2 separate regions of the Mus musculus genome follow, and region 1 is linked to region 2. A link is a contact called in ENCODE POLR2A ChIA-PET data. All regions are on one chromosome and are shown on one strand. Each heading gives the region's core, a stretch centred on a gene start or an enhancer-like site at or near the end of the contact. The rest is flanking DNA. Distances are from core to core; before and after follow the strand shown. Region 1 holds the start of Ubald1 (UBA-like domain containing 1). Region 2 holds the start of D330022H12Rik (a long non-coding RNA gene).

Region 1 (4,631 bases), core at 310-2,809, 290 kb after region 2:
TGGTTTTACAAGTTTTACCACATCCAACCCAAGAGACAACAGGGCAGATTAAGACTGTTGCAGAGCTGAGCAGTAAGGCACTTCCCTGGGGTGGGGCTGCAGGGGGAGGGGACAGAAGGCAGAGCGTTCAGGCCTCAGAGGCTGACAAGCACTGCTACCTCCAGGGGTAAGCAAATCCAGGCTAAAGGAAGAAGCCTTCCCTCTCTTGCATAGGGACATTGGCCTGGAAGTCTAGCAGGGAGTAGATAAACAGATCGAAGGCTTGGTATCCAGAGCTGGAAGGGCTACAGTCTTCCCAGCCTGGGGAGGTTCTGATCCTGCACCAGGAAGTTAAGCCTTGGTCTCCACTTCCTGGCTTTTCCTACTGAAAATGGGATGGTTCCCACTGGGAAGCCAAGCTCTGGGGTCTCCAACTGGGCACAGAATACTAGACTGGCTCTGGTTGTGACTCACACATGTACCCACACAGCTACAAGCCAGAGAGTCTCATCTCGATACCCACAAGTGGTGAATGTGGGGTTTTGAGTTAGAGGAACAGAGGCATCTTAGTAACACAAAAGACTGGGCACATAATCCTACCGGTCAAGAGAAACCTGGGAGTAGATGAGAGCCAGACTGACCTTCCCATCTTCTGTCTAAAATGCCCTAAAATAAGTGAACCGTATACAGTACACCATCCCAAGATACAGGTTCCTTTGTCAGGCCCGAGGATACCCAGGTCTTCATAAGGATCCCGCCCCGGTGACACCTTTGGAGTGGGCTACACACATACAGACTCTCGTAATTTACTCTGAGGATCCAGCACACCACCCATACACTCCATGACGTATATGAACATACACCGCACCATACCCAGCACGATTACCATCAGCAAACCACCACCTATGTACACGCTGCACACACACACCAAACATGACACAAAGGTATCCTGTATCAGACACGCACTCGAGACGGGCTTTGAGTCCGCACACGCGCCCACATGCCCACAACCTTCGATGTGCCCTGCTGACGCCCAAGCGCGGTGCGTGCGTAAATACAAATCCACATGTACGTGTGCGCACTCCCGCAAACCGCCCACCCGGCACACCGACCCTGAGACCGCTCTCTCCAAGCGACTCCGCCTCCGGCACGGCCCTGGGCGTCTTCCAGGCGGCTGTCTCCTCCTCAGCCGTTACCGGGACCGGGGGGGGGGGGGTGTTGGGGGAGGGTATCCAGTCCTGATAGCGGGGTTTCCGGGGCTCTGGCCTGGCGGTCGGTGATGCCCGCAGCCGGCACCCCGGCACGTGTCCACACCGCCCGCGCCCGTCCCCGGTTCCCCTACGCACCTCGAACTGCCAGTGGGCCGCTTGTAGCAGTTGCTTCGCCTGATCGGCCGCACAGCCCGCCGTCAGCACGAACTGGTTGATCATGACCTGGTGTTTGAGCTCGTCCATGTTCACGGACATGGCGCCGCCGTGCAGCCCGCTCCGGCCTCCCTGCGCGCTAGCCTCACGCGTCCACCATTAGCGAGCCGGCCCCGGCTAATACAAATATTTACTGTGCGCTCTGACTCACCGCGCCTCGCTGCCCCGCGGCCGGCGAAGCATGCTGGGATGTGTAGTCCGCGACGCCCCCGCCGAACGGACCGGGAAGGAGCGTGGACGCCCTCTCCCGAGCGATCTCAGTGGGGCGCGCAGCCCGTGCCCCAGGCTGAGAGGCGAAGTTGCGAACCAGGGACCATTGCACAAGCTTGCCTTATCACTGGGCCCTGGAGGTCCTGTGTGCTGCTGTGCTTAGCATCACAATATTAATAGGCGCGCTCTTAGGGGACTCTCTGATAGCTTTGGTCCTACTCCACTGCCCTAGGCTGAAACACTCCTAAAATCCTGAGACTTAGAAAACGCTCGGTATCGCAGAGCATCTGCCTTTCAAGGCGCTGCTAGAAATCACCACCTCCTGGAAGCATTCCAGAGCTCGCAAGGCATCTTTGCCTAACTCTTGGCCAGTCGTGCAGGAAGAGCGTCTTAAAAAAAAAAAAAAAAAAAAAAAAAAAAAAAAAGACAGCCCCTGCTCCGGAGCCTTGGCGTCCCCTTTCTTTCAACTCCCACTTTCCCACGCAAAAGAAAAACTTCCAGCAGCCTGCTGGCAAAAGGACCGCGCGGAGCACGTACAGAAACGGCCACGACTGCCATTCCCACAATGCCCCGGTTTATTTGCATCTTTCTGTCCCAGTGACGTCACCTGAGTGAGGTCGCGACTGTACCAATGGGCCGTCACGGGGTGTTAGGACCTGGCCATATAAGGTAAACAAAGCTGGCCGCCCAATGAGGCGGCGGCGGGGGCGGGCGCATCACGTGGCGTGGGGGCGGGGTCGGGAGCTGGGTGCGTGATTTCGCAGGCGGTGTTTACAGCCCCGCACATGCCACTTCCGGCTGACGTCGCGGTTGGTAGAGTGGCCGGTCGGACGTGGAAGAGTCGCCCAGAAGCTGGGGGGAGGAGAGGGCTGGCGTTGTCTTCTCGGCTGAGAGACGTTGCCCGGGTTCTTTGCTCTCACTGGCCTCACCTTTGACCTGGCCCCCTGTAGAACCAGCCGGGAGGGGAGGCGTTAGGTCCGAAAGCTTCATTATAGCGACACTGCCCCGAGGAAGTAAGCGCAGGCCTCGGAAGCCAACTGCGGGCTCTTGAGACGTTTTGATACACCTGATCCTTTGTTCTCGCTAGGACCGCTGAGGCCGTAAAGGTGTGGGGCCCAGTTGATACCTAGGGAAATGGAGTTCTATCTTGCCCTTCACTCCTAGGGGCTCTCCGATCGGGTGGCTGGAGGAAGATGGGAAGGAGGTGGGACTGAAAGATCCTTAGATAGGAAGAAAAGGAGGAAGAAACGAGGACGGGGAGCTTGGAAGGCTCTGAGTTATAGCTGCGAGTTTAGTTTATGGGTAGCAGCGGGACTAGTGAGTGTCTCCCTTTCTTAGACGTTTTGCCCATCTGTCCACACGAAGTAAGATTTCAGCCTCTTTGCTGCCTTTTGGAGAAACACTCAGCAGTAGTCTTTGCATATCAACAGTACCCCAATTTTTTTGCTTTTGCTGAGAATATGCCTTTATTTCTAGGAAGCATCATGCATGTGCTTTTGTTTGTTTGTTTTCGAGACAGGGTTTCTCTGTGTAGCCCTGGCTGTCCTGGAACTCACTCTGAACTCAGAAATCCGCCTGCCTCTGCCTCCCAAGTGCTGGGATTAAAGGTGTGTGCCACCACGCCCAACTATGCATGTGCATTATTATAGGCAAAACCAGCACACATGGAGATCACAGTAAAAGGCCGCTCTGATTTCACTGTTGCCATGGAGACTGTAACAAAGTCTGAAGGAAGGTGGGTAGGTTGTAGCCAGACAGACCTGGATGGCATTTTTGACTGTTGTTTCTTCGAAGTTCCACTCTTGTGTGGGAACTCTCCTCACTGTGCAGTGTGGGATGGATGAGCATGACAGACCTAGCAAAAGGCCTGGTACTCTGTGTACAAGACTTGGCATGCATCTCTTCTCGAGTCCTGCGTTAGCTACTGTAGGGAGTGTCATTCCCATTTTTATAGTAAGCAAGCTGATGGTGGATTTCCTTATACTTGTGACATTTGGAGCTAAAGAAAAGACCAGGCACCCAGTGAGCCAGCTATATCTTTCAGGCAAAGGAAGCTGAGTATTGGGTCGGGGGATCTTTTGTTCATGGATGTAGGATCACAGACAGGCACACCCTTCTACCTTATCTAGTCACCTCAGTGGCTTGCTCAGCCCAGAGAGAGCTACTGCATGCAGGCCTTGCACTGGCAGAACAAAAAGCTGACAGAAGGGAAGGTCACCCTGCCAGGTGATGAGTTACTCCAGCTAGCTTGTTTTTCCCAGCCGTGGCAGGGAAAGAAAACAACGTTGTTTTCAGCCACTATTTGCTTGGCTGGAGGGTGGACTTTGGATTTTTTAGCAGTCTGGGATGTGCCCTGGGAACAGGGCCAGAAGAGAATGTGAGAGAGAATAGGGCATTTCCAGCCTTCCCTTACCTGAGGTTCAGGTATGATGAGAAATGTCCCCATTCACAGAGCTAGTCAATGGAGGTGTGTTGCTGCTGCTGCTGCTGCTGCTGGTCTGCAGGCACCCTCTCTTCTGTCAGTTGATCTCCGTTGCCTTACTCATCATCTGGCACATAGTAGCTGCACAATAAATATTTGTTGAATAAAATTAATCCATTCAAATGTTGATAGTGGACAAACACAGAAGGATATTGCTGGAGGGGTTTGGAACTCCTGAATTCAAACTCTTTAAGAACACTGTTTAGTGACACTTCTGCTTGGTAAAATACCTGCTGTGCCCAGGTTCTCCATTTTCTTGAGACAACCAGAGCCCTCAGGACTTTTCCCTCTGTATGATCAGGGAAGGCAGGAGACTGAATTCAGAGCACTTTTGCATGTGCGTGCGTGTGTTAAAACATTCATGTAGCATATATACCATGAAATATGCATAAGAGTGTTAGGATTTCACAGGGAGAACTTTTCTTTTTTGATTTTTAAAGACTATACCAGGTTCAGATATCTTTAGCTCATTGATCAAAGAGTTCAACATATTTAAGGTAGGAAAAGTTTTTCCCACCTCACAGTTACAGGGTACC
Region 2 (4,785 bases), core at 780-3,279:
ACTTCTACACCTAATTTAGCAGTCTGTCTTCACTCCTTTTTATTTACGTATTTATTTAGTTTTTTTTTTTTCTGACACAGGCTCACTCTATGTGGCCCTGATTGTCTTGGGACTTGTTATGTAAACCAGGCTGGCTTTGAACACATTATTTTTAAATGCTGATAAAGATCTCACTTTATACATAGCCCAGGTGGCCCTGGAATTCACTATGTAATTCAGGCCAACCTCCAACTTGTGGTGGTCCTCCCAAGTGCTGGGATTTCAGGCTTCTGTGTTTAATCTTGTTGGTTTTGCAGAAAACATCCAAATTTTGTTTACTTTTTTCTCTCTCAGTAGTTACGAGGACACCAGCTAGGTTGTGAAACTGGACCAGGCTTGACATCTAAGGGACCACTTGCCTAGTTTATAGTAAGTGTACCTCCATGTTCCCAGATTGCAGTGAGGAGGGGTCATGCCTCACCACCCAGCCTTGGATTCCAGTCTGAATTCTCCCTGGGAACAAAACAAAGAAAAACACTCTGAAGTTTCTTAGGCTCAAGCATTCCTCAACTGAGGTTGTTGGCCTTTTGTCGCTAAAATGGCACAGCACCTGGTGTCCCCCAATGATACTTTTTTCCCCCGTTATCAGGGACTGAACCTAGGAACACGTGCTGAACTACTTTAGCTCCTGAATAAGCTTTTTTTTTTCCTTTTTCTAAACAGATTTATACTAACTAGTACACCAGTTTCACACTACCGATGTGCCTCAGTTCCTGTAGTCAGCTTAGGTGAGATACTGCACTAGGGCTGGGTTAACAGAATAACAGAATAACTAAATTGCAGATTCAAGATGCCGGGAGAGGGCGCTTTGCAGTCCCTCGCCTCAGACTCTAGTGATGTTCGGCGGCCCTTTAACAGCCTCTTCCTGGAAGCAAGCTTTAGGTCCCAGAGCTGGCCTTCTCCGGGTCCATCTGCCAGCTAATATTTAACCCGGCAGCACTGCGACATTATCCACACAGGGGAAATGGGGGTGGGGGGGCATTATCCCCGCCTTACTCCTGGTGAACCGACCTCTTCCTAAATCCCTTTCATGTATTAAAAGATCATAAGAATCTAATATGTGTCTTCGTTCAAACCGAAGCACCCATCATGACTACATAATCAGTTAAGAGCACTGACTACGTATCCATTTGATCACCACATCAGGAGCACCAATTATGTGCCTACCTTCGCACCAGACCAGGAGCGTGTGCCAAGAGCAGTGCCTGGGAATGGGGATGCCCCATGATCAAGATTCATGTCTTGATGTGGCTCTGGCGCAGACCGAGGCATCAAATGCCCGAATAACAGATTTCCAACCCGGAGTCAGTACTTCACCTACTGGTGATGCTGACTTTGAAGTGCCTTTTCGTTTCCTGAGTTCAAGTCCAACTTCGGATCAGGAGGGCTGTCTTTTTGAACTGAGATTTGTCACCAGACAGGTAAAAAGATATTAGGCGTGGACTCAAGACTCGCCCAAAGAAAACACTAAAGAACGCCAAGTCTGAGCTTCCCAGGAAAAGGTGGGAAACAGCTTGGCTGCGGTGTGCAAGCGTTACTGACTTACATCCACTTTTCAGTGACCAACTCATTGAACTTACTGACGCCAAGTGCGATGACCCCGGCGGCGCTCAGATTAGGGGACCCAGGTTGTCCAGGCGGATGTCACCAAGATAACGGAATCCTGGATTGGTTGTGCCAGGCCTTGTGCTTATTTCACCAGGAGGGCAACTGAGGCTGAAGACAAGGCAAAGCTGGAAGAGAGAAGCGTGGCCTCGAACCTGTCGGAATTGAAAGGCCTTTGCCTGCGCGGTCCTGGATCTGGACTGGGCGGGGAAATCAGGGCCTTCCAAGAGGCATTTCTATCACCTCCGCGGCAGCCAAGGGCCGCGGGGGCCCTGGCCAAGGTGACCCCGCAGGGGGAGGCGAGGGTCCCCGCCCCTCGCCCGCTGCGGCCGCCTCCATCTTCCCGGTCCTTGGGGCTTTTCCTCCTGGCCGGTTCGCCCGCCCCTCTCCCAGGCTTCCCCCAGGGGCGGGATATCTCGCCCTGCCCCCCGCCCCCCAGGCCTTGTCCTAGCGCTGCCCTCGGGCTGGGGGCGGGACCGCGGCAGGCGGGGATGGGGGGGGGGGGAGTCGAGGAGGACGCGCGTCTCTGCCGTGGCGGGGCTCCCTCCTTCGCTCCCCCTTCCCTCCGGTGCCCGCTCCTGCGGCCGTCCGCTCTCCTCCCCTCCCCGGGCCCAGCCTCCCCCCACCCCCACCCTCCACCCCCCGCGCACGCTCCGTCTGGCAGCTGGCGCTCCGGGCCTGGGGCCGCAGTAGTGAGAGGGGTTTGTAGGGAGGGCGGGAGCGAGCGAGCGAGCCGCGAGGGAGGGAGGGAGGGAGGCCGCCCCCCGCGCCCCTCCTCTTCGCCCTCCTCCAAGGCCGCCAGTCCCTCCTCCCACCCCCTCCCTCCTCTCCTCTCCTCCCTCCCTTGCAAAGACATCCCCGCACAGCCCGGCCGCCGCGGCCACCTTCCCTGCCCCGAGCTGCAGATGTGGCGGAGCGGCCGGGTGCCGCGCGGCGCCAGGGGAGCCCGTGCCCCGTAAGCCTCGCGCCCCGGCCCCCGCCCGCCCCGGCCCTCCCCCTCGCCCGCTCCCCGCTGCCCCAGGACCGCCGGAACCCGCAGCCGGAGCCAGTCAGCCCGGCAGCCGAGGTAGGAAGCCCCCGGGCGTCGCGCCGGGAGGACGCGGGCTGGGCCAGGGACTTGCCTGGTGCGCGGGGCAGCGTAACCAGAGGGTCGCCTCCCCCTCCCGCGTCCGCGCCTTGCTCCGGGCCATTGTGAGCCCTCGCTGAGGCCCCTGCGCTCGTTGGTTTTGCGCTCTCCCTTTCTCGCCGGCTCCCTGGCTGGGTCCTTCGATTTCACCGTCTTTTTTCTCTTTCCTTCCCTCCTTCTGTTTGGGGGCCGAGCTGAACTGTGGCCCGGCCCGGGGCGGGCGCAAACTTCACTGGGGAAGTTGGGCGTCTTCAGTAGGGGTGCTCTGCGAGGTGAGAGGGGGCCACCCGAAGCCTGGGCATGAAGTTGTATGGGGCATCTGGCAGCCACCTTTGCTCACCGGTGAGCTCGGGTTATTTGGAAGGTACCCTCCCTTTCTGGGTAAAGTCCTGCTCTCACTACCCTTAACAAGCCTTGGGGGAGGCAGAGAGGGGGGCGTCCCTTGATTCAGCACTAGGAGTTGGAATATTGTGTAGCCTTTGGTCCACTCCTGAAGGGTGGATGGAAGCAGGTGAGGGACCTGGCTGGATGGAGAGGGTGAGTGATTGCATCCTCAGGATGGGTCTGGAAAAGAGGTGACGAGGCAGGTGCATCCCCCTCCTACCAGGATGATGCTTGCACCTCCCCGCAGGCCCCCTAGGATGGGGCTGGAATCCAGGCTGGCACCTGGACGCCTTGGCACACTGCCCTACCCAGTGGGATACTCAGGCCACAGCAGGGCAGCATGCTGCCTGTCTGCCTACCCAGGAGGGCCCGCCCAGCCCAGCCAGAGGGTGGCGGGGAAGCACTGGTTGCAGGGAGTTGCCCAGCCCTGCCCTGGGGCCTGGGAAGCTGGAAGGGATGCTGGGAGGAGCCCTGGGCCCCCAGCCATCAGGGCCCAAGATCTTGGCTCTAGAGGGAATGCTTGACACCAAGGGGGCAGTCAGGCTAGCCAGTGGCCCTACCAAGACTTGAGCTCCCATGGGTCTGGCCAGGGCTAGGGCCTGCGTCTTGGGCTTCGGTGGCAGGCACCCTGCACGGCTGTCTCCCTGTTGTCCTGGCACCCAGGAAGGAAGGTGGGGTTGAGCCATGGCTAGGGAGACAACTGCTATCTTAGCTAGCTTTCTGAAGCCCCTAGGCTCAGGGAATGTAAAACTGTCCCCTTCAGTGTGCCCAGCTCTCCCCAGGCCCTGCTCTGGTGGCACAGTACCACAGCTGTCCCAGCCCCAGCCCACACATCCCTCTCTAGTGACCTCAGAGCCCTCTCTCTCTTTTCTTCCCTCTGGGCTCAGGCTGGGCCTCTCAGCTGGCCCTGGCTTGCACTGGGGGAGGGGTCTCCTAAGACACCCTTTGCTGAACTGCCGTCTAGCTCATTTCAGGATCCAGTCCCAGTGTAATATGTCCCTGTCTGCCATCAGTCAAGCAGGAGGCAGTGCCAGGCTGTGGTTTTGTGGGGTGGGGAACCCTTGGAAGTAGCCCTGTGTCTTTAGCCTTTCCCCCCTCCCCCTTCTTTCCGGAGCTACCATTAGTGCTGACCCCCTGACCCCCTATGCCTGCCTGTCCTTCCCTGTCTGTGACCCCTGACCTTTGGTGTTAAATCCCTCCAGCTGGGTCTCTCCAGCCTCAGAGTGACCCTAGCCCAGGCCCCCTGGGGCAATCTGGCTCTTGGCTCTCTATGCGGGGACACCTGCCAGCCCTCCCTCCTAGATTGGGGGTGGGTGGGAAGCCAGACAATGAGTCACCCCACTTCCAGGCACTGCTGCTTTGGGGGTCACTGGCCGTTAAGGGACTTGCTGGATCCAGGACACAATTTGTGTGTAGGGCATATGGGGGAAAGCTCTTGGCCAAGAAACCCTTTTTTTGTGTCTTGGGTTCAAATCTTGGCACAACCATCAGCATTTGAGTGTTGCTTGGCCTGACTCTTCCCCTGTCCAGGCCTCAGTTTCCTCATCTGTAAAACTTAGGGTCAGGCAAGGTGAGATAGCTGAGTCCTAAGATGAGGCTGGCCTGTGGGTGGGGGCAGGGAGAAAGGATAT

Evidence for each region. ChIA-PET counts read pairs that join two places held with the same protein, here RNA polymerase II (POLR2A).
Region 1: POLR2A ChIA-PET joins it to region 2 with 10 read pairs in embryonic stem cell. The contact joins the promoter of Ubald1 here to the promoter of D330022H12Rik in region 2. POLR2A ChIA-PET finds 5 or more read pairs at or near these places in 3 of 5 experiments (Patski and embryonic stem cell).

What each region holds. Positions count from the first base shown.
Region 1 is chr16:4,878,292-4,882,922 of GRCm38, forward strand. Ubald1 (UBA-like domain containing 1) reads right to left here and starts at 1,560. Exons shown (of 3, transcript NM_145359.2): 1 at 1,326-1,560. The coding sequence starts at 1,445.
Region 2 is chr16:4,592,226-4,597,010 of GRCm38, forward strand. It overlaps D330022H12Rik (a long non-coding RNA gene), which reads right to left and starts at 2,030. Exons shown (of 2, transcript XR_875867.3): 1 at 1,207-2,030; 2 at 1-492. Glis2 (GLIS family zinc finger 2) reads left to right here and starts at 2,488. Exons shown (of 7, transcript NM_031184.3): 1 at 2,488-2,710.